Linked DNA regions of Mus musculus: regions 2 and 3 are each linked to region 1. Evidence: chromatin loops called from intact Hi-C (ENCODE). Cell type or tissue: left cerebral cortex. All regions are shown on one strand.

Region 1 (8,000 bases):
AGGCAAACCTGGTCTGCAGAGCAAGTTCTAGGCTAGCCAGGACCACAGATCGAGACCCTGTCTCAAACAAAAGGTGGAAGGAGCCTAAGGAATCGCACTTGAGGCTGTGCTCTGATCTCTACATGTATACACACAAACACGTGGACACACACACACTTCAGAAAAGCTCTCCCCCCACCCCTGATTCAGGAAGTGAAATATCATCACTACCATCACATCAACACGGGTGGTGTCCCAGGGGGTGTGAGTAACATAGGCTACTTGTACCAGGGACTCAGATCATCTCTGAGTCTGGCTGTAATATAGTCTTCCTCTGAAACACCAGTGGTACTCAACCTTCCTCACGCTGCGACCCTTTAATATAGTTCCTCATGCTGTGGGGAACCATGACATTATTTTCGTTGCTACTTCATAGCTGTCGTTTTGCTACTGTTATGAATCATAATGTAAAGATCTGTGTTTTCCAAAGGTCTTAGGTGACCCCAGTGAAAGAGCCATTTGACAGCGCTCCCCATCCCCAGGGCATTGTGACCCGCAGGTTAAGAACCACTGCTCTGGAGGTGATGCTCCACCCGCATAGCCAAGTAAAACAAGCCCAGAATGAGGCAAGGAAGCCAGGCCTGAAGAGATGGCTCAGTGGCCAAGAGCACCGGCTGCTTTTCTAGAGGACCCAGGTGGGGTTCCTGCCACCCTGACGGCCATCTGTAACCTGTAACGCCAGCCCCAAGGGAATTCGATGCCTTCCTTCTTCTGCAACACCTGTGCTAAATAGATATGCGTGCAGGCAAAACACTCGCACACATAAAATAAAAAGAAGTGCCTTTCAGAGTAAGAGAAGAGTAACACAATGACCAAACCCGCAACTGTCAGAATTTGAGAATGAAGCAATCGCCGGGCGGTGGTGGCCTTTAATCCCAGCACTCGGGAGGCAGAGGCAGGAAGATTTCTGAGTTCGAGGCTAGCCTGATCTACAGAGTGAGTTCCAGGACAGGTACACAGAGAAACCCTGCTGTCTCGAAAAAACAACCAAAAAAAAAAAAAAAAAAGAATCAATCATTGACAGAGCCTTAGAAAAGTAAGCAGAGAGAAAAAAAAATCAGAACAGAGGTAATCATTAACGCAGGGAAAACAAAAGGCTCTGCAAGAAGGAGAAACCAGCAGACAAGAGCTCTTGACTCAGCCTTAAACATTTACATAGTTACAAAAAACAAACAAACAAACACTGACTCCCGGTTTGAGGGAAAGAAAATGAAGGAATCCGGGAGATTTCAAAGTATTGAGTTAGGCATCTTTTACAGTGGGAAGTCAACAGTATCTAAGAAAGAAAATTCAAAAAAAAAAATAGAGAGAGAGGTGCCTGTGCGCCATTTACAACACATTTAAGTAAATCAATAGGAAAAAAATAGCAGAAATAATTAGAATTGCCTGTCCTTGAGAGGGTACCTGAAGTGGAGGGGCGGGGTGGGGCCGTGCAGCCGGTCCTCAGCAGCCTACTCCTGCCCTTTGCCTCTCTAAAACATCTTCATCTATAACTTAATAAACAGAAAGCTCAACTCAAATCAGAAGGTTTTACTGGCCAAACAAATCCTGCTACTGCCCCGTATTAAAGCTTGGCTCATATAATCAGCATATATTTTACTATTTATGCCTCAAATTGCAGAGAATGATGTAAGTTTAGGAGACATTAACCAGGATGACTAATCCAAGCCCACCAGGCAGCCTCTATCCACACAGGAGGCCAAAGCTGCCCTCCCTCCCAGCCCACCACACAAGTGCATCAAGTAGTCACAAAGTCATGTTCCACTAATTGCTTTTTGACAAACCGCCAGCTTTGTGGCAAAGTACCAAAAACAGGGACAGAAACAGCTTTAGACATAAGAACCCTGGAGCCTCTCTTGTAAGAACCCATGAAAAACACCCGATTTCTGGAAGAGCCACAGAGGCAGAGGCATCCCGAATCTATAAATACCTCCCGACATGTTTCCTGCTACTGATTCAAGACTCGAGGTGAAGATTTATGGCTTTCCTGGTCTCAAGAGTACGACTGTCAGAAGTTCAACCTCAGGGCTTAGAAAACAAGATTTCTCCCTTTTCTCTGATATACTTTTTGTTTGTATGTTGACTGGGTGGATGGATGGATGGATGGATGGATGATGAATAATGGATGGATGGGTGGATGGATGATGGATGGATGGATGAATAGATGGATGGATGGATGGATGAATAGATGGATGGATGGATGGATGGATGGATGGATGGATGGGTGGGTGGATGGATGGGTGGGTGGGTGGATGGTGACTGGATGGAGCTGCATGGATGGGTAGATGGGTAAAATAGACTGGATGGATGGATAGATGAAGGTGCTTATACCTACATAGGAACATAACATAAAGAGAGAGTCTTCACAGGCTCATATAATCCATTGTCCATTGTGAGTTTTAGGCTGGTGTTTTGTTTGCACCGATCGTATTAGAACTGTACATCGAGTGAGTGGTTGCTATTTCTATAGATCCAGTGAGTGGTTGCCATTTCTAAACAGTCTAAGTCAACTTACGCTCGGAAGCGCTTGTCCTAGAAAACTAAATATGCATTCTGAGCCACCACTGCCAAATCACTTTTTGGAATTTGTCCTTGAAAATTCAACTTGGAGCTGAAACCACAAAGTTCAGAGCAGAATGTTGGTGCCGCCTCTTCATGGGGGAGGTGGACCTAAGTCTAGATACAGCCTAAGTCTCTTAAGTCGCTTAGACATTTTTATATGCTGTGCATATATATGTAGCATAAACATCGTTTGAGCTCTGTTTGAGTAAGCTTACTAAGTCCGTCTGCAGAGTCATGCCTCTTCTAAGTGTAAGGACTTCTCCTAAGCCTGGCACCCCATTATTCAAAACAGTTACATATCTTAGCTGGCAAAACAAACAAACAAACAGGATCGGCATGCTTCCTAACTCCCAAATAAAACAGTCTTTCTGGAGAGAGAGATTGAGTGTCTGAAGTAGCATGGAGAAATGAGGCCCTGGCAGCAGCCACCGGGCCAATCTGTTTAGAAGAGATCCAGTCACAGGAGAGCAACTGGGGGAGGGAGCAGGACAGAAGCACACCATAGCCCTTTCAGGGGGCCGGGGGCGAGGGGTGGACAAGAGAAGACAGATAATGACTCGCAGGATGAAGAAGCCTCCCACAGCCCCTCCCTGAACTGGCCATCTGTTCTGGGGCCCCAGAGCAGGCGAGTACCGTGAAGCTTGGGGACTAGCAGCCGGACCACCGAACAAAGTCAACCAGCCAGCTGTCCCACGAGGGGAGAAGCTACCATTGAACTGTCACTTTGGAAAGTAGCCAGAGCCCATCCCTGGTCACCACCCAACTGAACAAAGCCCCCTCCTGGTCCTGCAACTGAAATCCGGGGCTCTAGGGAGCCCACTCCTGTGTCACTGTGAAGGGAAGGGCAAGTGCTTCCGGCCTCCAAAGCACTCGGCAGACACAGGCAGGCGGCTCCTGGCAACAGCCTTTCAAGAGCCTGCCCACATCCACTTGGGTAACACCGCTCTTTCTATCAGACTTTCTTCTGCCAGACGCGGGATACAGGAGGCGTCTGTACTCTCAGCTACTTGTGAGGCCGAAGTAAAAGAATCCAGCAGTTCCGCTCTCCAGGAGGGCCATGTCTCTGAAGCCAATCCCTTATAAGAGCTCCTGACATTCTCTCTCCCCATCCATGGTGACTCTTCCCTAAATGGCACCGCGGCCATCATTCTGAGTCACTTCTCAAGAATGGCAGAAGGACAGAGAAAGAAGAAGAAGAGAAAAAGCACAGCTGTAGAGGGGCCTTTTGGGTTCCATTCTGCAGGGCTGGAGCTGAGAACAGGGTAGACTCCGAGAGGAGTTCTGTGTGCTCACGCCACCCTGAGGCCGGCATGGGAACTGCAGCTCATAGGGTTTAAAGCCCCTTCCTTCCAGGGTTCTCTTTCTACAGTCTCAGATTCTCACGGTAAACCCAGGTCTGAAAATATGAAATGAAAATTCCAGAAACGAGTCATTCACAACTTAGAAAAACTTTTCTTATATCCTACTATATTATCATATCTCATTATTAGTTTTTATTGTTCTTTTTTTTTTTTACTATGCCTACTTTTTTCTGGTTGTTTGTTTGTTTGTTTTTCGAGACAGGGTTTCTCTGTGTAGCCCTGGCTGTCCTGGAACTCACTCTGTAGACCAGGCTGGCCTCCAACTCAGAAATACACCTGCCTCTGCCTCTCAAGTGCTGGGATTAAAGGTGTGTGCCACCACTGCCCAGCTATGCCTAAATTTTAAAAAGTTTATTGTTAGGGCTGGTAAGATGGCTCAGCGGGTAAGACCACTGACTGCTCTTCTGAAGGTCCTGAGTTCAAATCCCAGCAATACTTGGTGGCTCACAACCACCTGTAACAAAATCATCTGAAGTCAGCTACAATGTACTTATGTATAATAATAAATAAATCTTTGGGCCTGAGCAAGCAGAGTTGATGGGAGTGAGTGGGGTTGACTGGAGTGAGCAGAGGTCCTAAAAAGTTCAATTCCCAACAACCACATGAAGGCTCACAACCATTTGTACAGCTACAGCGTACTTACATACGTAAAATAAATAAATCTTTTTTAAAAAAAGTTTATCATTGAGTACATAGCTGGAAGTAAAACCTTACATAGGGTTCGGTACTGGGTGGCAGTCTCAGAGAGCAACCCCCACAGAGATAGGAAAATACCTGTCAGTCTGCTGTAGTTACTGTAGCAATTCTCAGCTTTTGCTTGCTAGGGATAGAGGCCCTTCAGCAGTAGAAATGTCTGACTCCAAGCTGGAGCTAGAATCCACAAAGAAAAGAAACACAATTCACCACCAACACCATGCCATCATCTCCACCTGGAGACCTTCCATGGGTTTGTACCTCCCCCTCCCCCCCACCCCCACAAAGTCATGTCAAAATGCAAATGTGAGTGTCCCATTAAGGAAAGGATGTCCTTTTATTTGCTCTAGGACAGGAAGAAATGGGCAAGGACAGTGTTCAGAGCAGCGAGGGGACAGAGCAGGACTCCTCGCAGAATCCCCTGACTCCTGGTGGCACACAGGCATGTGGACTCAAGGAAGGAGGAGGATCCCATCCGAAGCCTCCATTGTATCCCTGAGCCCAAGCAACACTGACTCCTCACACTAGGTGCAAACAGGGCCTCGGAGAGCCACGCACAGCTTCTGGACCATTTGTGGGCTGCGGTGACTCTCGCAAGCTGAGACAAACCATTCCTGTAAGACGCAGCATGCTTAGGGTGGGAACTGACCAGAAGGCAGAGATGCTGCCCTCCTATCCTGGTTCTATCACACCCGAGGGCACAGGCTAGGTGACAGATTCTAAAACTCTGGTCTGGTGCAGCAGCACAGAGCTTCCCAAGGCCTTGTGCCTGCCCCCACTTACACAGAGGTGAGGGTCTCAGGCTGGAACTGCAATGAAGCTCAAAATGACTCTAGAGTGAAAAGAGACCTAGTTACTTGGGGGCTGCCCCGGGGCAGTCTTCTTTCTCCATCATCTAAAACAAAGAGATTTAGCTTCTGGGGCACCTCCTTTCCAGCTCACAGTGGAACCACCCGAAGAGCTCCAAAGTGCTGAGCCGGACGAATCAGGATATCTCAAGAGCAGAGCTAACACAATCTTCCTTATAAAAAGTCTCAGCTGCCTCTGCACAGGCGGGCAGAAGTCCCACCCTATAATTAAGTGTTCTTTCTCCCCTCTGCCCGAAGAGTAGCAGATCACCCTCCTGCCCTGCAGGTGACAATCGGACAGTTCTGAGCAGGAAATCAGCTCAGGGGAGGACCAGATAACTGGTCAGAACCCCAGAGTATTTGGGAACTAGTCAGAACCCATCTACAAAGACTTCCTGAAGCTAAGGACAACTGCAGATAACTAAAACCATGCTGGAGACGGCTCAGTCCGTTAAGGGTTTGCTGTGTTTGAGTATCTGAGTTTGATCCCTAGAACCCACACTTAAGGGGTGGGCCGGAAAGTATGGTGGTGCGTGGCTGAAATGCCCGTGCCAGGAAGCGGAGACAGGTGCATCCCTTGTGCTTGACAGCAGGGCAAGCATACTGGTTGAGTCCCCAGTTGTGGTTATTACAGGGGGAGGGGGGAGTGAGAGGGGGGAGGGGGGGAAGGGAAGGGGAGGGGAGGGGGAAGGGGAGGGGGAGGGGGAGGAAGAGAGAGAGAGAGAGAGAGAGAGAGAGAGAGAGAGAGAGAGAGAGAGAGAGGAGAGGAGCTACCCATTAGGGGAATAGTTCCTCTTCCATCTGATCAAGTTGTACAAGATGGATCTGCCAGCCTCTGTTGCTCTGGGTAACTGCACTGTGGGTACTCACAAAGCAGGCAGCTTGAACTGGTAGCTTTGCAACCCTGAAGAACTCAGTCTCTCTGTGCCTTGGTTGGTCCATTCAGAAAAAGGAACACTGATTGGGCTTTGAAAGACTGCAGTGAGGATGCCAAGAAATAACACAAAGGAGCCGGGCATGGTGGCTCACGCCTTTAGTCCCAGCACTCAGGAGGCAGAGGCAGGCGGATTTCTGAGTTCGAGGCCAGCCTGGTCTACAAAGTGAGTTCCAGGACAGCCTGGGCTATACAGAGAAACCCTGTCTCGGAAAAAAAAAAAAAAGAAAAAGAAAAAAGAATTAACACAAAGCATCCAGTGCAGCACGGGGTAAGCACTCAATATGTGTTCAAATGGATTCATAGGAAGGTTCTCGGAGCTAAATCAAGTGTGAAACACTGGGGTAGATAAAGGCCAGCCAGTTTCTTACCTCAAGATGTCTTCAAATGACCAAATGAATGGTGCCAGTGGCAGTACCAGAGGTATTCAGGGTTACTGAGATCATAGCCTTGTGCCCCATGCAAGCCAATGGGCCAGGAATGAATGGCACCTCGTGGTGTTCTCAGGAGGCACACTGCACCTGCAAGGCAGGTGTGATGGCCACCCTTTCTGAGCTGTCCATGCTCTCCCCCTGAAGGGCCTGTGACAGATGAGCACTCCAGTAAGGACCAGGGAATGTCCTTGGAGACAGCTTGCTCTTTGCCAACTCTCACCGAGGACTTGTTCCAGGATGAGTGATGAGGAACCTTGTTATGTTAACAGGCATGACAGACGAGGGGAAGAGAGATGCTCAGGCTGGTAGTGGGGAAGGACTCCCTCCCCTCATCCAGGGTTTCATAGCCTGACACTGTCAGCCAACTCGACTCCTGCCTTTCTAGTCCCTGGCTGAATGATCTTGGGCAAGTCACTTGGCATCTCTGAGTCTGGTTTTCTCACTTACACAACTACGTGGCATTGGCTTTCTTGATCAGAGGCTCCGAGGTCCCTCTTGGGACCAGCATTCTTAATGCACTTCCAGCAAGATGGAGAAGGAAGTAGGAAGAGGAGAGAGAGAAGGGATTCTGAGGAGCAGTTTCCAAGGAGGTTCCATAAGCAGGGAGAGAGAAGGGAAGAAAGGGGCTCCTGTCACCCCTGCTGAATCTAAAGAGACCTCAAGCCCTCTAGGCCAATGGGCATGTCCTTAAAAATTCATGGTAATCACATGCCATAGTTTCCAAACAAAACATCAAGTCCAGGTGTGGCCTCACAGACCTGCAGTCCCAGCTCTTGAGGCAGAGGCAGAGGCAGAGGCAGAGGCAGAGGCAGAGGCAGAGGCAGAGGCAGAGGCAGAGGCAGAGGCAGAGGCAGAGGCAGAGGCAGAGGCAGAGGCAGAGGCAGAGGCAGAGGCAGAGGCAGAGGCAGAGGCAGAGGCAGAGGCAGGAGGCAGAGGCAGAGGCAGTCAAGGATCGTCACATGTTTGAGGCCAGCCTGAACTACACAGTGAGTTCCAAAGCACCCCACATTTAACATGCTGCAGCTTAAGGGGCCTTGCTCTTTCTCCATCCATAGAAATGTCACATGTGCAGATGACAGACCCTGTGCCAGATGCCTGGCCTGCCATTCAACACCACCAATCAATCCAG
Region 2 (8,000 bases), 190 kb before region 1:
TTTGGTTGTGGTGTTTATCACAGCAACAGGGCTGTAAAGTAAGGCAGCCGCTGTGGGCAAGACTTCTTCATTCAACAAAGTCAGTCCTGAGCTTTGAGGGTCTGAGCAGAGGAGCAGCCTTGCCACCTGGTGACTGGCTCTCTACTGAAGTCAGGCAGCCTTCAACGCCAAGCAGACACAAACAGACGCTAGCAGTCATGAACCATGCAAGCAGCAAAGGCCTGGTGTCTCTTGTGGACACAGAACTCAACAAACAGGGAAGGCACGAGATGAATTAAAATATACCACGAGGAGCCCATGATGATGGTCTCTGTGGAGAATGGCTAAACCCAGAGAGTCACCAACTCCTTTTGAATTAATAACTTTAACAGGTGCCCAAACAGTAGGGTGTTTGTTTGTTTGTTTGTTTGCTTGCTTGTTTGTATGTTTTTTTGGACCAAAGAGGCCTACAGTTCATTTGGGAAAGAAATGCACATTGTGACAGGTTCATCACTAAATGTATAGACATAGCAGTTATAGCAGGTTTTTCTTGCTGTGGAAGCATCCTTGACTTTCTTGAGTTCTCTCATTGCCTTGGGAAGCCTGTGGACAAAGGGGCTTTGCACTTGACTGACAGGTGGGAGGGGTGGTTCCAGAATGCCAGGAGAACACAGCAATTCTGACTCAGCATCTTAGGGCTTGGGGTTGCTGGAATGGAAGAGATTCCCTATGGGCTATATCTGAATTCTAAAACCAGCTTCTAGAGTTTCCCTGCACTTTCAGACAGCTTCCTCTCTGCCTTCAGACTACACAGCCTGCTGCTGTTCCTGTGATGTCAACTTAACTTGGATTCCTGTTTGTTCTAATGAAGTGCTGGGTCTATGACGCTGTGAGTCCATCCCAAGGCCAGAAATAGTTCAATCATGGCTGTGTTGTTGTTGTTGTTAACATCTGTCTACCACTTCTGGCTAAAGGGTCACATCTTTGATAAGTGAAGCACACTTAGTGCGCTGTCAGTCTCCACGGGGCTAAGCTATCTAATGCTTGTGTTCTGTTCCTGTCTCACTTCCAACGGCATTGTCCTTCTCATTAAGCCGGTTAGCCCCAAAGTCATTATTGATTTATGGATTATTGATTGATATACTGAAGACAGGGTCTGACTACACAAGCTCTGGCATCCCTGGGTGGCCTGCACCTTGCTTTGTAGACCAGGCTGGACTCCAATTCAGAGAGATCCACCTACCTCTGCCTCCACAGTGCTAGGATTAAGGGAGCACTACATTGTACACTACACCCCACTGACATTGTTACAACAAAACCAACCCCCACATCTAAACTCGAATCATCTCTCATATCAGCCTGGCCTTTCGCATTCCCAATTCCTTCCCAATGACTCTCCAGACTTATGACTCTTTGTTCCCATGGGGACCAGTCGACCACTTTTGGGCTCTCACCATCTCTTCCTTCTCGTTCCCCATCGTACGCAGCAGTGGTCCCTTGTTAAAAACCACACATCCTTCCCCATGTGCCTGGCTAATGTCAGCTCTCCACCTAAGCTGCACCGGTCTCTAAGGAAGTGGATGGTCTTGAGGAAAACACTGCACCAGGATGTCAGCCCCAGCTTGAAGTCTCGCTGGGCTGCAGAGTGCTTCTGTAAGACCCCCCGAGAAGGGCAGCCTCCAATTGCCAAAGGTGCCTAGTCCCCAAGGTCACCTTCCTCATAGTTGATGGCTTATATTCCTTACGTAATTGAAAAATGGAAAGAAAACATCATCCACTCCCATGTACTTTGCCTCCCATCGAATACACAAGGGATGTTCCTATTCTGTCCACATCTTTTGCCTCCCAACTATGCTGCCCCCGCAGTTCTCCGGTCACCGATTTCTCAGTCCCTCTCATTCCTGTGGCTCAGTTCTATGAGATCATAGTTCTGTTGTCATCCTCTTGCTCTGTCCTCCCATGAGTGTCACAGAGACCATTGCTCTGTCCTCCCATGAGTGTCACAGCCGCCATTGCTCTGTCCTCCCAGTGTCCTTCCAACAGACACTCCCTGGTAGAGCCTCCTACTTCCCTTGTCTTCACTTTCAAATCTCTCATTCTCTCTCTGACCCACTCTAACTAGCTTTTCCCCATCACCATCCCACCGTGGATACTCTAGCCAGGGTCAACAGCAGTCTCCAGCCAGCCTAACCCATTGGTCCCTCCCCAGATCTCACTGCGCACACACTCTCTCTGCACGGCAGCTGTCTATTAAGTCCTCTGCCACAGACTCTGAACACACCTCCCCTGTGGCTCCCAGGAGACCAGCCTCTCCTGACATCCCAACATCCTCCCTGGCCATGCTGCTGTCTGCTCTTCTGGAATCTTCTCCTACTTTCTTTTCTGTCTACTCATAGCCCCCAGGTGGCAGACACTGGCGTGTTGATTATCCCTTAGATACATCAACCATCTCTCAGGTCTGGCTGTCTCACTGATGCGTTTTGAGTCTGAGGTCCTTCTCTGTGGGGTGCTCCCTCTGACCCCCACACTCTCTCTGAAGACATTCTCCTGACAACCTCCCTTATATCATTCAGGTCTCTGCTCAAAAGCTCCCCCCCATAGAACTGAATGTCTTATCTGAACAGCAGCTCAGTAGTTTAGGTCACAGAAAAGAATCACTCATTGCAGGAATGAATGAATGAATGAAAGAATGAATGACACAAACAAACTTAATTGAAATTAAAAAAGGGTCAGACCATTGAAAACTCTTCCTTCCTTTTCCAATATGGACCCATGTGGGGAGGGGCTGAGCAGAGCTGGGAGGACGGCTCAGTGGTTAAAGGGCTTGCTGTCCCAGCATGGGAATCTGAGTATGATCAATATTCAAAAGCTAGGTATGGCAACATGCAATCCCCATCACAGAAGAGACCAAGTCAGGCAGGTCCCTGATGTTCACTGATTGGCTGGCACTGCCTTCTTAGTGAGTTCTAGGCCAGTAAGAGGCCCTCTCACCCGAAACAAGGTAAAGGTAGGGACTGAAAGATGGCCCAGTGCTTCAGAGCATCTGTTGCTCTCATAGAGGACCTGGGTGCAGCTCTCAGCATCTGCATGGAAGCCTACAGACACGTGTAACTCTAGGTCCAAGAGATCTGATGCCCTCTGCTGGCCTCTATGGGCACTGATCATACGTGGTATACATATGGGCAAAATACTCATGCACATTATATAACACACGCACATATGTATATATATATATATGCATGCATACATACATAATATATACACACACATATATGTATGTATGTATATATATATATATATATATATATATATATATATATATTAAAATTTTAAATTAATGGGTAGGGAGATGGCTCCATTGAGTAAAGTGACTACCATATAATCCTATGGATTCAGATTCCTGGCACCCACATAAGAGCTAGGTGAGTCACATATGCCCATAACCCTGTAACACAGGGGATGGAGACAGGTAGATCCCCAAGAACTTGCTGGCCAGTCCAGGTCCACTCAGTCAGTGAGCTCTGGGTTCAGTGAGAGATTCAGCCTCAAAAGACAGGACAGAGAGAATAGTGGAAGATACCAGACATCAGCCTCTAGCCTCCACATGCATGCAAATATACATACACAAGCACCTTTATGAACACACACGCTCGCGCACGCGCGCGCGCACACACACACACACACACACACCACATCACATATGCATATATACACAAAAAAGATTGATCAAGATGGACAGCTCCTGAGGAATGATACCTGAGGTTGACCTCTGGCTTCCACATACGCACACACGCGCACACACGCACGCACGCGCGCACGCACACACACACACACACACACACACACACACACACACACACACACACACAGAGAACTGTATATTAGGCTGAGGACCTGTATATTAGGTGGGTCTGTTCAGCCCACTGTCTAGGCCCACCAGGGAAGCCCAATGCATTTCTCCTTAGGGTCTTGCATCATCTGAGCCTCTTCTGTCCACCTGTGCAACTCAGCAGGTGAGCAGACATCAGAGGAAGATGTCAGCTTGCAAAGCTGGCAGCCGTCCCCACCGCCTTCAACAGTCCCCTTTCTTCCTTGGTGACGACAGTCCGCTTTGCAGCTGTAATTTTCTGTTTAGGTAACGTCTTATTTGCATGCAGAAACCACGTCCCTTTTCCTATTACTGATGTAAAAGATTGCTTATTTCTAATTATACTGCAGGCACTCACGGAATTCAAAGAGCAGAAAATATGTCAGGCGCAATTTACAAATTGTGGTTATTTGTGTACCCGCTTGCCCAGATTACGGCAAATATAGAATAGGGGGGAAAAATGGTCATTAAAATACCAGCTCTGCTGAGCAGAGCCCTGCTTCCATTTGTCCTCCCTGTGTTCACTGAATACAAAGCTAAACACTAAACGCAAGCTTGCTCTGGTACCCGTGATGTTTCCCTGTATCTTGATTTTCGAGTGGGTGTTTAAGAGAGGAAACTTTCCCCGGTTGCTCCCTGCCTGCCTTGGAAATACCATTTGCCTCACACTCAAATCACGGTTTCTAAAAAAGAAAAGGCTCTTTTTTTTTCCTTGTATTTTGATTTTCAGAAATGTTTCAGGAGCTGGAAAATTCTTCCCAAAAATCCTACTAACTGGGACAGAGTATTTCAAGGGCCCAGGAATGAAGCCACGGTGTGTCAAGCGGGGTCCTTGTTCGTCATCTCAGTGTCTCTGGAGTGCCTAAGGTCAGAGTTTGAGCCCTGGAAGCCCCTCGGCAAGCCAGATTCAGCTTCTCACCCTCAACATGGCAATGAAACTGCCAAGGAGAAGCTAAAGTCTGAGAGGGGGAGGGGATTTATTAAATGCGGCCACATTGGAAAGGATAACAAAGAGGCCCGGCGACCACCTCCCTCATCCCAGGTCCACCTTAGGGGCACTAGCATGAGGTTTAAGTTTAAACGGAAGCCAAATAAGCAGATTGGCCTGGACAGGGTCCTGTCCATCACCCATCAATGTCTTGGTCCTGGTCTCTCCTGCGAGGTGGTCTGACGGATTGTCAGCCAGAAGACAAGCTTCTCCTCTGGCTGGCACCAGGCATCAGCCCCTTGTGTCTCCCATCAAGAGACTCCTGGGGAAACTCCAATTTCTGGGGTCCGCTGTTTTAACAGATAACTAAAGAGTGAGATGCAGATGTCTCATTTCTGCCCTAATCTTAAGTTGGACCCTGAGTCTAAACTTACGCTTTCCTACATTTTAAATGCTATTAAACTCTAAAGAACACATACACAGGCCTACCTGTGTGCTTGGGTGCTTGACCACAGCACTGAGAGCCGTGCAGAACTCTGTGTGCTTTCAACCCCGAACCTTAGTGAATGTAAACAAGTCACATAATTGGGCCCCAGGACCTTGGATCTACCCATTACCCAAGGTTGGGGGTTAACGGACACTCACGGGTGTCTGCTTGGATTGAATGACCACACCTTCTAGAACCTTCTTTGCTCTAAGTAAGGATATTTCTAAGCATTTATGATCTTCCAGAATTCACGCAGCGGCACCGTTGTCTACTCACCAGCCCTAAGATTGTCTCACTCAAAGTCAGCATTCACTGCAGAGCCTTGAGGCTAGGGGGATCAAACGCAGCGATCAGGAGGAGCCCTAGTGGCCAGACAAAGTCCTAATCCAAATACGCACGGACTCTGGATATGAAGCAAATGTCTGATCTTCCCGCTGAAGCAGAGCGCACTCTCCACCACAGTGCATGCATTTTTGAAGACACAGGTCTGGGTGCAGCACCCAAATGTGGACTGGTAACGATGAGCTAATTCCATTCCGTATGCACGCGTGGGATGGCGTATGAGATGCACCAATCAGAAACGTCCCTTTGCTCCTTTATACCTGGCACGGAGCAATGTTCGCCAATCTCTGCATCGTGGATGCTGCCATTGGCCCCCTCACAGGAGAACTTTCTGTTATCGAACAACATTTCAACAGCACATAATTTCTGCTCCCTCCTGAGTTATTTAAGATCCGTCTCCTTCATAACCCACCAATGATACTGTCACTCGTAATTGTGTCCCGAGCCACAAAGATTCATTTTCACGGCACTGGGCCGGGTTTTCATTTCGTTCTCATTTATCTGGTAGGAGCAGATTTGATTTGCACGAGGCAGCCATGTGCCGTATTGATCAGCGTGGCTTGGGTGCCATGTTAGGGACAGGGGACTCTAACCCAGTGAAGAGAGGAAACAAATGAACACTCGGAGCTAGGTGGGTGAAAGGTGACAGGAGCCAGAGGCAGGGAAGGGGGGAGAGGTCTGGGCGAGTCACAATGCAGAATTCGGCAGTCACAGTAAGCAGAGATTTGAGAAGTGTTTGTGAAGCAGAATGAGATCAGCCTGGTAAACTAAGTGGATTTGAGGATTAGAGAAAAGTGAGAGAGAGAGAGAGATAAATGAGGCGAGGCTTCAGGCTGGAGAGGCCGAGTAAATTTGGTTCCATTAAGTTCTTCCTGATATGAGCAATGAGAGAGAGAGAGAGAGAGAGAGAGAGAGAGAGAGAGAGAGAGAGAGAGAGAGAGGATGTGGAGGTTGGAGAAAAGGAGATCTATCAGGGTACTCCACTTTAGAAGCACTGAATATAAATGGCTCTGGGACAAAGGAGTAAGGGGATTCAGAAAGAGTAAGTACGTCTGATCCTGACATTCGTGAGAGAGCTTAGCTGGACTCTTGACTTGGAAGCCTCAGCCCGGGGGTTAAGGAGAACCATGAGTGTGTGTGTGAGAGAAGGGGCGTATACACACCGGAAGAGCTGAAGAGATGACGGGGGATGTGCGGAAGGGTGGCTGCTAAGTGAACGGTCAACTAAGGAGCCAGGAAAGATGCTGGCAGATGGCAAGAAAACGATTGGCTAATTGCTGCAGATGCCCTCTGAATCTTAGTGTGGAGCTGGAGGAGAGTGGGAGAGTCCTCTGTGGAGCTGGGGGAGTGGGAGAGTCCTCCGTAGAGCTGGGGAAGAGCGGGAGAGTCCTCCGTGGAGCTGGGGAAGAGCGGGAGAGTCCTCCGTGGAGCTGGGGGAGAGTGGGAGAGTCCTCCGTGGAGCTGGGGAAGAGCAGGGAGAGTCCTCCGTGGAGCTGGGGGAGAGTGGGAGAGTCCTCCGTGGAGCTGGGGGAGAGTGCGAGAGTCCTCCGTGGAGCTGGGGAAGAGCAGGGAGACTCAGCTCCTGATGGACGCTTCAAAGGGGGAAGAGGAGGAAATGACAGGAGGATGAAGGCTGAGAAGGGAGCTTGGAAAGTCTGACAAATTTCTGAAGAATTTCCTAGAAAAGAAGAGAAGGAGCCACCAAGTCCTGAGAGCCCGGCACAGCACGCAGCCCAGAACCTGCACCGGAACCGACCCCTCGCGGGCGCCATCTCTCACAGCTCGCTTCGGGAGCTCCAGCAGAAAGAGGAAGCGGGGGTAGGGATGAGCCAATGCTGAGGTCAACGGACAAAGTGTGAGGGAAGGGAAGATTCTGGAAGAGAATGACCCAGAAAAAGAGAGCAAAGAAGCCAGTGAAAGGAAATGTGTCCACTGTAAGAAAATGTCCAAAAAAAAACAAAAAAACAAAAAAACAAAAAAAAAAAAACGGGAAGTAACAAGAGACAGAGGAATGCTGAGCACTGGGGTCAGAGGATCTGATGGTAAAGTTCACATCAGACCTGAGCACCTTGTTCAAGAGTAACCACAGGCAGGAACTGCCCCAGGGAGCTGTCCACACACACATACATGCACGCACACTCGCACACACGCACACACGCACTCATGCACGCACACACGTGTGTGTGGGTACACTCTATGTTCCTCATAGTTGGCTTCCTCTTCCTCCTGGGCACTCCCCAGGATTCCCTGCAGTGAGGGGAGCCATGTGACTCCAATATAGCCAATAGGAATGTGCACAAAAGAGAGAGCCATAGGATATTTCCTGACTTAGTGGTCTGAATATCTGGGGACAGACGTGACAGAAAACAGCTAACCTCGAAAGAGTCTCAGGGAGG
Region 3 (8,000 bases), 440 kb before region 1:
GTGTGTGTGTTCTGGTCTATATAATGAGCTCAAGGCCAGATTGCTCTGTGTGAGTGTGTGTGTCTGTGTGTCTGTGTGTCTGTGTGTGTTTTCTGGTCTATATAATGAATTCAAGGCTAGCTTGCTCTGTATGAGTGTGTCTGCTGTGTAGGTGTGAGTGTGTGTGTGTATGTGTGTGTGTGTGTGTGTGTGTGTGTATGTATGTATGTATGTAACTGGTCTATATAATGAATTCCAGGCCAGCTTGCAACACACAGGGAAACCTTTCCTCAAAATAAAGCAAAAAGGATAAAAGAAAGGGAGAGAGGAATCTTTACACACGTGCCTGGAGTGACAGCAGGCGAGACTATCAGACAGTGCAGCGGCTGTCAGGAATGGTAGCTGGATCCTTCCCCTAATGTTCTGGCTAAGAGCAATAATAAAGAGCCAGGTCCTTTACCGTCCACAGCCCCCCACACACACAGCACCCACACACAGCGCGCACACACAATCCTACAGTGATCCTCTCTCTCTCTCTCTCTCTCTCTCTCTCTCTCTCTCTCTCTAAGCAAAGTTGGCACAGTCATCTTACTTTTCTTAAATATTTATGTAGGTGTGGACTTTTTATATATGGGTGTTTTATATGCATGCATGCCTAGCAGAGGATCCCATGGGACTAGGGTGAGAAACAATTGTGAACCACCATGTGGGTGTTGGGAATTGAACTCAGCACCGCTTGGAAGAGCAGCCAACTGCTGAGCCCTCACTCCAGCCCCCATCTTACTTTTAAGAGTATGTGTGGTCCATCGCTGACCCTGACGCTCATGTTCCTTGACAAACACTCCCTGTGCCTTATCTGAGACTGGGCCTACAGATGACACCCATGTGTCCCTGTTCGACCCCCTTAAGCGACAATCCTTAGACAGATGAGACCTTGCCAAGATGAGACCCAGGATGAGACAGACCTGTGAGGCTGATATACACACACGCACCACTAGGTGGCGACAGAGCCTGCAGATGCAGACCAGGGGATGGCAACCGCTCCCGGCTCCTGGGTTTTCTTTTATAAACCTTCCCTGCCCGCCAGATTTGTTACACGCTGGCCAATGCCTTTCCTTTAGCCCAGGTATTTGTGGGCATAGAAGTAAGGGGCCTACCTGGACCTCTGCAGTGGGGACTCTAAGAGTAGGACTGGGGTCCATCTCTTTGGAGTTAGCAGGCTCTTCATCCACAGGGCTTTAGCAGAAACTGGCAAAACAGCTCTGCACTCCTGTCCAAACTCTGCCGGCCCCACCCCGACCCACCACACGCTGGGATCCACTGCAACAGATCATTATACTCACTCTGGACAGGTACAGCCTGCTGAGTTTGTCTTAAGAACACATGAGCCACTAATGGATGGGTGACTGTTGGGAGCCGCCCCCACATTCGCCGTCACAAGATGGCGCTGACATCCTGTGTTCTAAGTGGTAAACAAATAATCTGCGCATGTGCCAAGGGTATTTTATGACTACTTGTACTCTACCTTTCCCGTGACCGTCAGCTCGGCCATGGGCTGCAGCCAATCAGGGAGTGATGCGTCCTAGGCGAAATATAACTCTCCTAAAAAAGGGGACGGGGTTTCCGCCATTTCTCTCTCGCTGGCATCTCTCTGGCTCTGCGCGCCCTGCGCTCGCTCGCTGCCTAAAGATGTAAACAATAGAGCGCGCGCGCCGGAGCTCTGGCTCCTAAAGATGTAATAGAAGGGGCTTTTCGTTTTTTGGGGCTGGGCGCTGGGCGCTTGCCCTCCTGGCTCCCAAAGATGTAAGCAATAAAGTTTTGCCGCAGAAGATTCTGGTCTGTTGCGTCTTTCCTGGCCGGGCGTGAGAACGCGATTAAGAGGTGACAGGCATGTTCTAGGACCCTCACCTTTTAAACCTCAGATGCTCCAGCTTCAGAACCTGACTGCCCAGGTGACCCTGTGCATGGCTCAGCTATGACAACACACACACACACACACACACACACACACACACACATACACACACACACACACACACACATACACACACACACACATACACACACACACATACACACACACACACACACACACACACACACATACACACACACACACACACACACACACACATACACACACACACATACACACACACACACACACATACACACACACACATACACACACACACACACACACATACACACATACACATACACACACACACACACACACACATACACACACACACACACACACACATACACACACACACATACACACATACACACACACACATACACACACACACACACACACACACACACACACACACAGAGAACCTAGAGATTGAAGCAGAGCAGATTAACCAGTGAAAATCACTTCAAAGAATGTGGGCTATGTCTCCTTGTTCAATCCCACAGGCCCAGGCCAGCAGAAGAGGCTCTCTCACCATGGCAACCACAGAAGCCTTAATGACCAACTGCTGTGTGCTGTAGCTGGGGTCTGAAAGGAAAGGCTAGAGCTCCCACAAAACCTAAAATTTGGTCCTGGAAAGAGTCCCCAACCAATGGCTGGTTCCAGGAACGCCCTACAGTGGGTTATCTTGTTGTCAGGGCAAACACACAGCCCTCTGTACCCAAGAGGAAGCCACAGAGCTGTAAGAGGCAAAGTCATGCTCCGCCCTAGGGTTTTCTATGATAGACTGGGTGTTTCTGATGAACCCCTTTCAACTTTTTTCTTGATACCACAGCACTATAGCAGCCAAAGGCTCGAACAAAGGAGTACAGAGTCACGCTCCTGGTAGGTCAGGTCCAGCTGTCTATTGAGGACAGTCATGCTGGGGCAGAGCAAAGCTATGGAGTTCCCTGGCCAAGGCCGGGGTTGGTTTTCTCATGAGGATGCCAGCCTTTGCCATTCAGCAGCAAAAGACATCTGCACTCCAGCGATCTGGAAAACAGGATGGTCCTCCTAATGTGTGCGACACTCGTCACAGGTCCCCACAAGCCTACTGCTGACAAGCCTGCTGCCAACCTCTCGTTCATAGAGGGAAGCGAAAGGAGAGACTTCCACCTCCCTTACCTAGACCAGTGGGGTTCCGAGGCCACCGGGACTACCACAGTGGGGGTGGGGTGGAGGAGGGGCTTCCATAAACACCAGGTTCTGGGCCCAGCACCACAGCTATTGAGCCCAAAGCTCAGAGGTGGGCGGAGCCAATCCCCTCCAACTGACTGAGATGACACCAAGTGGGGTCTAAGCTTCAAGGTTTTCCAAAGGCATCTACCACCACCCCCAACAGCCACCAATGTGTTCCCTGTATACCACAGTTCTTAGTGATGATGTCTGACACTCAGGATCCCCACATGGCCATCTAAAGCAGTGATGGGTACGTGAATCTTTTATCTAAAGATAGATCAAGAATTTTCTAGAGGATACTAAATTGTATTCTGGTCAGCCCAGCCACGGCAAAGGCTGTGGCCAAGTATTTTACCCTAGCTCTTTCAGTGGCTTTATCTTAGTTTTTCTTTCTTGATTTGTTATTTGATTGACTTATTGATTAATGATTGGTTTGTTCCGAGGATAAAACTTTGCACTGCACAGATCCTAGGCAAGTGTTTTACAACTGAGCTTAAACTCACAGCCATCCTTGATAGATAAGGGCAGCCACTCCTGCCCTTATTCTTGCTCATAAATATAACATTGTTTGAAAACTGCCTTTAACACCTCCGGTATGAGAGGAGGCATAGATATACTTAACAGTCTGAGACTTTACTAAGCACTGTCCAACCCCCGTGAGACAGGGAAGGGCAGGATTTTCAATACAGCAGAAAACTGGTAGATTTAGAGATGCATTTGTAATGATGCTACCTGGACACTAGAGGGCGCCATACCCCAAGAGTCTGGATGACCTGGCCCTGGCCCTGGCCCTGAATGGGCTCCACGTGTGGAAGTACAAAACTTAACAGGATAAAAGGTCCCAGATATCCTAGCTGCAAGCCTCAGGATGTAGACTCACATCCAGCTGCTGGAGTGACCAATCAGCAGGTTCCTGGAGGCCCGCAAAGAGGAGTCAGACATGTACCATATGCTCTACTTGCTCCTACGTATGCCAATCACCCACATAGCAAACATTTTCTTACACACATCTCTTTGCAACATTCCCAGACTCCCTTTGTCCATAGATGGGGACTCGGTGGACTCGGTGGCCAAGCATTTATCTCCCGCGTGCTTTAGGTCCCATCCCTGGCTCCACAGGGAGTCCACACTGACTTGCAAGCAGAATGCTGGGAGGCAGAGTTCCTGGATCAGGGAAGCCATAACCCTCTCCCACCCACCTAGGCAAGGCTGACGTCCCTGCCACCAGGCCAGTCCTGCAGAAATAACACAGCGGAGAAGTCACCATTTGCGCGTGGGTATGGGTGGGGGGCACATACTGAACGTTAGCACCCAAAGGCCCCTTCTTCGATATACTTAATAGTCTGAGACTTTTGGGGGGGGGGGGCTTTTCGAGACAGGGTCTCTCTGTATAGCCCTGGCTGTCCTGGAACTCACTTTGTAGACCAGGCTGGCCTCGAACTCAGAAATCCACCTGCCTCTGCCTCCCGAGTGCTGGGATTAAAGGTGTGCACCAGACTTTTCTAAAGCACTGTTCAACCCCAGTGAGAAAGGGAAGGGCCGGATTTTCAGTACAGCAGAAAACGGGTAGATTTAGAGATGCAATTGTGATGATGCTACCTGGACACTAGAGGGCGCCATACCCCAACAGTCTGGATGCCCTGGACTTAAATTTACTTTTTATTTCATAGAGTCTCTTGTCAAAAAACAACCTGCCCAAAATGACTCCCTAGCAGAGGGTGGCACCGTGTCAACCGCAAGAATAGGTCTGTCACAGCCCATGCAAGTCCCAATGAACAGAGACAAAATATAAAGAACCATGTGCTTTGCTCCAGAGAACATGCCATACAAAGACCAACCAAAGACCAACACTGCAGCCGTTCTGAGACTGACCAAGCAGAACTCGTGCTCAGAGCACTCATGCCGTGATCAACCAAGCATCGTGGTCCCAGCACTGAGCACCAGGTGGGACACTTCAGCCAGTCCTGGGGGACCTTTGTCTCCGGGCAAGGGCTCGGTCTCAGGAGCCACAGCAGGGGGACACTACAGCTGACCCTGAGGACTGGAAAGGCTGTAAAGAAGCCACAGGTAAGGGAGCAGGTACAGGTACAGGTACAGGGGACAGGGAGCTACTGCCAGGCCAGGCTGACTACCCAGCGTGGTGAGGAGGCCCGTGTCATGGCCCGCAGGGCTACTGTCTAGTTTTATTTGAACTCAGTAAAAAGAACACTTTCCAGCTAAGGAAACTGTTTGACTCTGTTGTGTTAACCTGCTCCTGTGAACAACACGGCTGTAAAACGGGACTTCTAATCTTGTTTTTAATGAGGACCCTAAAAGAGGAAAACGTGAACAGGGAGGGCCACATCCAAGAAGCACGGGCCCTGAATAATAACACCCCCTCTGGCACCCAGGACCCCTCCTTTAGATCGTAAGGCTTCTGGCCTCACTAGTCACAGCAATTGGTATCTAGAAGCCTCTTGCTGGCAGGGGACCTGACAACTGTCTTGAAGCCAACAGTGCCTGCAGGGCTGGGAGAGACAGGCGGCCACATGCAGGTGTCCCTCGATGTATGACCAACTTACAGCCTCTGAACACAATGGAAACCAAACATCAAAAAGCTACTTAATTCAGCCAGCTGGCCACACACCCCCAACTTAGGGGTGCAGAGCACAGCAGGCTGGGGGTTGTAGCTGGCTGCCCTTGCCCTGGGGTCACGGAGGCCACTGAGGATGGGGTCACATGACAGCCAAGCCAGGGAAGTACCCAGATTCCAATCAGAAGGCAGGCTTTGCACGGAGAGCATTTCGCTCACAGGACAGTAAGGTCAACAGCTCCAGAACAGTGCTGGGGACAGAATGCAGCAAAGGAGAGCCTGCAGAGCACGCATGAGGTCTGGGGTAAAGATGGGTGTGTGTGTGTGTGTGTGTGTGTGTGTGCGTGCGCGCGCGCACGTTGTGGCTTTGTTTTCTTGCTTTAATGGACATTTAAGCAAAGGAAAGTTGGAGCCTAGATGACCAATGAATGTTCTGGGTGTTCAATGAAGTAAGGAGTGTGGAATCAAACACAGGGCCAGCTCCCCTGGTGACCAGCCCATCTCTCTCACCTCCAGCTTTGACAGACACCGCCTATCCCGAGTTGTTCACAAAGAGGGCTGAGTAAACCGGAAACCCCAAGAAGAGGACGAGAGGAACCGGCAGGAGAAAGGACCTGCCTGTGGATGAGCAAAGGGCTGACAGGCAGTGCTGAGCGGCTGGAAGAGGGAAGAGAAGATGATCTTGGAGCGAGGTCCCCAAGCTCAGACACAGAGGATTGCTTAGAAAAAAAAAAAATGACAGCTTTTGTCTGGGTTTGAGGTGGCAGGCTCAGAAGATAAGAAGGAGGCCTGTGCCCAACTCCATGGGCTTCCCTCGAGTCTCGCTTGGGCACTGCTGAACACGCCTGGCTGAGCGGACCGTTCTCCCTCTCCACCAACCTCATGGGGTCTCAGGGAACTGCCTAAGGAGTTACCTAGCAATGCAGGACAGGATGGGAGTTAGCTCTGTGTTCCTGTTATTTACATTTTAAAAAGGTAATGCACACACACACACACACACACACACACACACAGCTTCTCATTCCACCCTGTTAGAACAAACCAAAACCAAAAAGATTAATCATTAAAACTTTAGAAACCTAGTACCTAGGCACCGGGGTAGCCCGAGGAAATAGCGGCTTGTTCTCAAGGAGATGGGGCAGAAAACCTGCCTCTGTATCAAAATGGGAACCTGCAGAATGAGCCCTGTGTCTCTGTCACAGCGATGTGATAGGGACATCTGCCAAGACTTTCAAGGAGACAGACGCTGGGTAGGTTTCAGCTTAGGCCACTGGCAACTCTCCTGTTCTCCCACAGTGCGCGCTAAGGGCCCTACTACCCATAGGCAGCCTGCTCACCTCCTGACACTTCTCAGCTACAAGCTCCTACCCCCAAAGGAATGACCCTTTGGGTTAAAAGCTCTGCAACCCCCCCACACACACACACACACACACACACAGTAGTTCCACACTTAGCAATCCATAAGCCAGGGCAGTTGGCTCTCGAGGCTGGGCCATGAACTCAGAAGAGGACAATGCAGCTTTTTTCTTTTGAGGAAGGTGTTTGCTTAACACTCTGCCCTCTGAAGGCCAAAGAGAAGAGCCGGGCTGTGAAGGCAGGACCAAGGATCAGCACCCAGAAGGCATCCCAAAGCCAACACCCCAGGGGGGTCTGCAGCGGAGGAGCACGGCATGAGCAGGGGGTGGGGAAATGCAGAAAGGGTCCCCAGAGCCTGCACATCCACTTACAGGGACAAATGGCCCTTAAGCTATAGCTGTGTGCCAGAGTGTTCCAAGAGGCTTAAAAGACGTGGAGCTGGAAAGCAGAGGAGAAGATGGAGGCTGAGATGTGCCGGTACAGCCCCAGGTTCAAGGCTGGATGGATACTGTTTCCTGGCTGTGCGCTTCTGCCCATCAGGAGCCCCTTCACCAGTGCCCCCTCCCTTGCTGTAAATGCACAGTCCCACACACAGATGCCAGTGTTGCTTCCAACCAGGTACCAAGGACCCAGTTGGGTCCAACGGTAAACTAGAGAAAGACAGACCATAGAGCATCCATAACTACATAGACATAAATGGAGCCAGCATGCAGGGGAGATGCTAGGGCGAGAGCCTGCTGCAAAGGCATGAGGACCTGAGTTCAAAGCCCACAGAGCCTGGTGTGAGTGTGTCGGTGCCTGGATCCTTAGCATGGGGATGCGGAGGCAGGATGGTTGCGGGGGCTTGCGGCTGACAGCCTAGCTGCAGTGAGAGATGCTGTCTTCAAGGAGTCAGGGGGAGAGGGATAGAACAGGTAGGGTACCTAACATGTCCCCTCTGGCCTCCACATACCC

Evidence for each region. A loop is a pair of places that touch in the nucleus more often than their neighbours do. Peaks named below come from ENCODE experiments on the same cell type or tissue, not always from the same donor. Only the 100,000 strongest peaks of a DNase experiment are listed, where the experiment ranks them.
Region 2: a loop joins it to region 1, with 2.7 times the contacts of the local background. A loop is called at or near these places in 3 of 42 quality-filtered maps.
Region 3: a loop joins it to region 1, with 4 times the contacts of the local background. A loop is called at or near these places in 32 of 42 quality-filtered maps.

The regions. Positions count from the first base shown.
Region 1 is chr11:113,608,648-113,616,647 of GRCm38, forward strand. It overlaps a transcript of Slc39a11 not described here. Among named protein-coding and RNA genes, the nearest start is that of Sstr2, 6.7 kb to the right of the region's middle. In left cerebral cortex, a CTCF peak has its summit at 3,906; DNase peaks (open chromatin) are centred at 1,870, 2,631, 3,244, 3,590 and 1 more place; H3K27ac peaks cover 1,029 bases.
Region 2 is chr11:113,415,039-113,423,038 of GRCm38, forward strand. All of the region lies in intron 5 of Slc39a11 (solute carrier family 39 (metal ion transporter), member 11), which reads right to left. Among named protein-coding and RNA genes, the nearest start is that of Gm42094, 25 kb to the left of the region's middle. In left cerebral cortex, a CTCF peak has its summit at 3,082 (motif pointing left); DNase peaks (open chromatin) are centred at 2,975, 4,148, 4,430, 5,730 and 2 more places; H3K27ac peaks cover 1,091 bases.
Region 3 is chr11:113,171,631-113,179,630 of GRCm38, forward strand. The region is part of intron 1 of 2610035D17Rik (RIKEN cDNA 2610035D17 gene); the gene reads right to left. LOC115487747 (a long non-coding RNA gene) reads right to left here and starts at 1,453. Exons shown (of 2, transcript XR_003949613.1): 1 at 1,323-1,453. In left cerebral cortex, CTCF peaks have their summits at 980 (motif pointing right), 3,868 (motif pointing right) and 4,729 (motif pointing right); DNase peaks (open chromatin) are centred at 992, 1,351, 2,873, 4,147 and 2 more places; H3K4me3 peaks cover 907 bases; H3K27ac peaks cover 639 bases.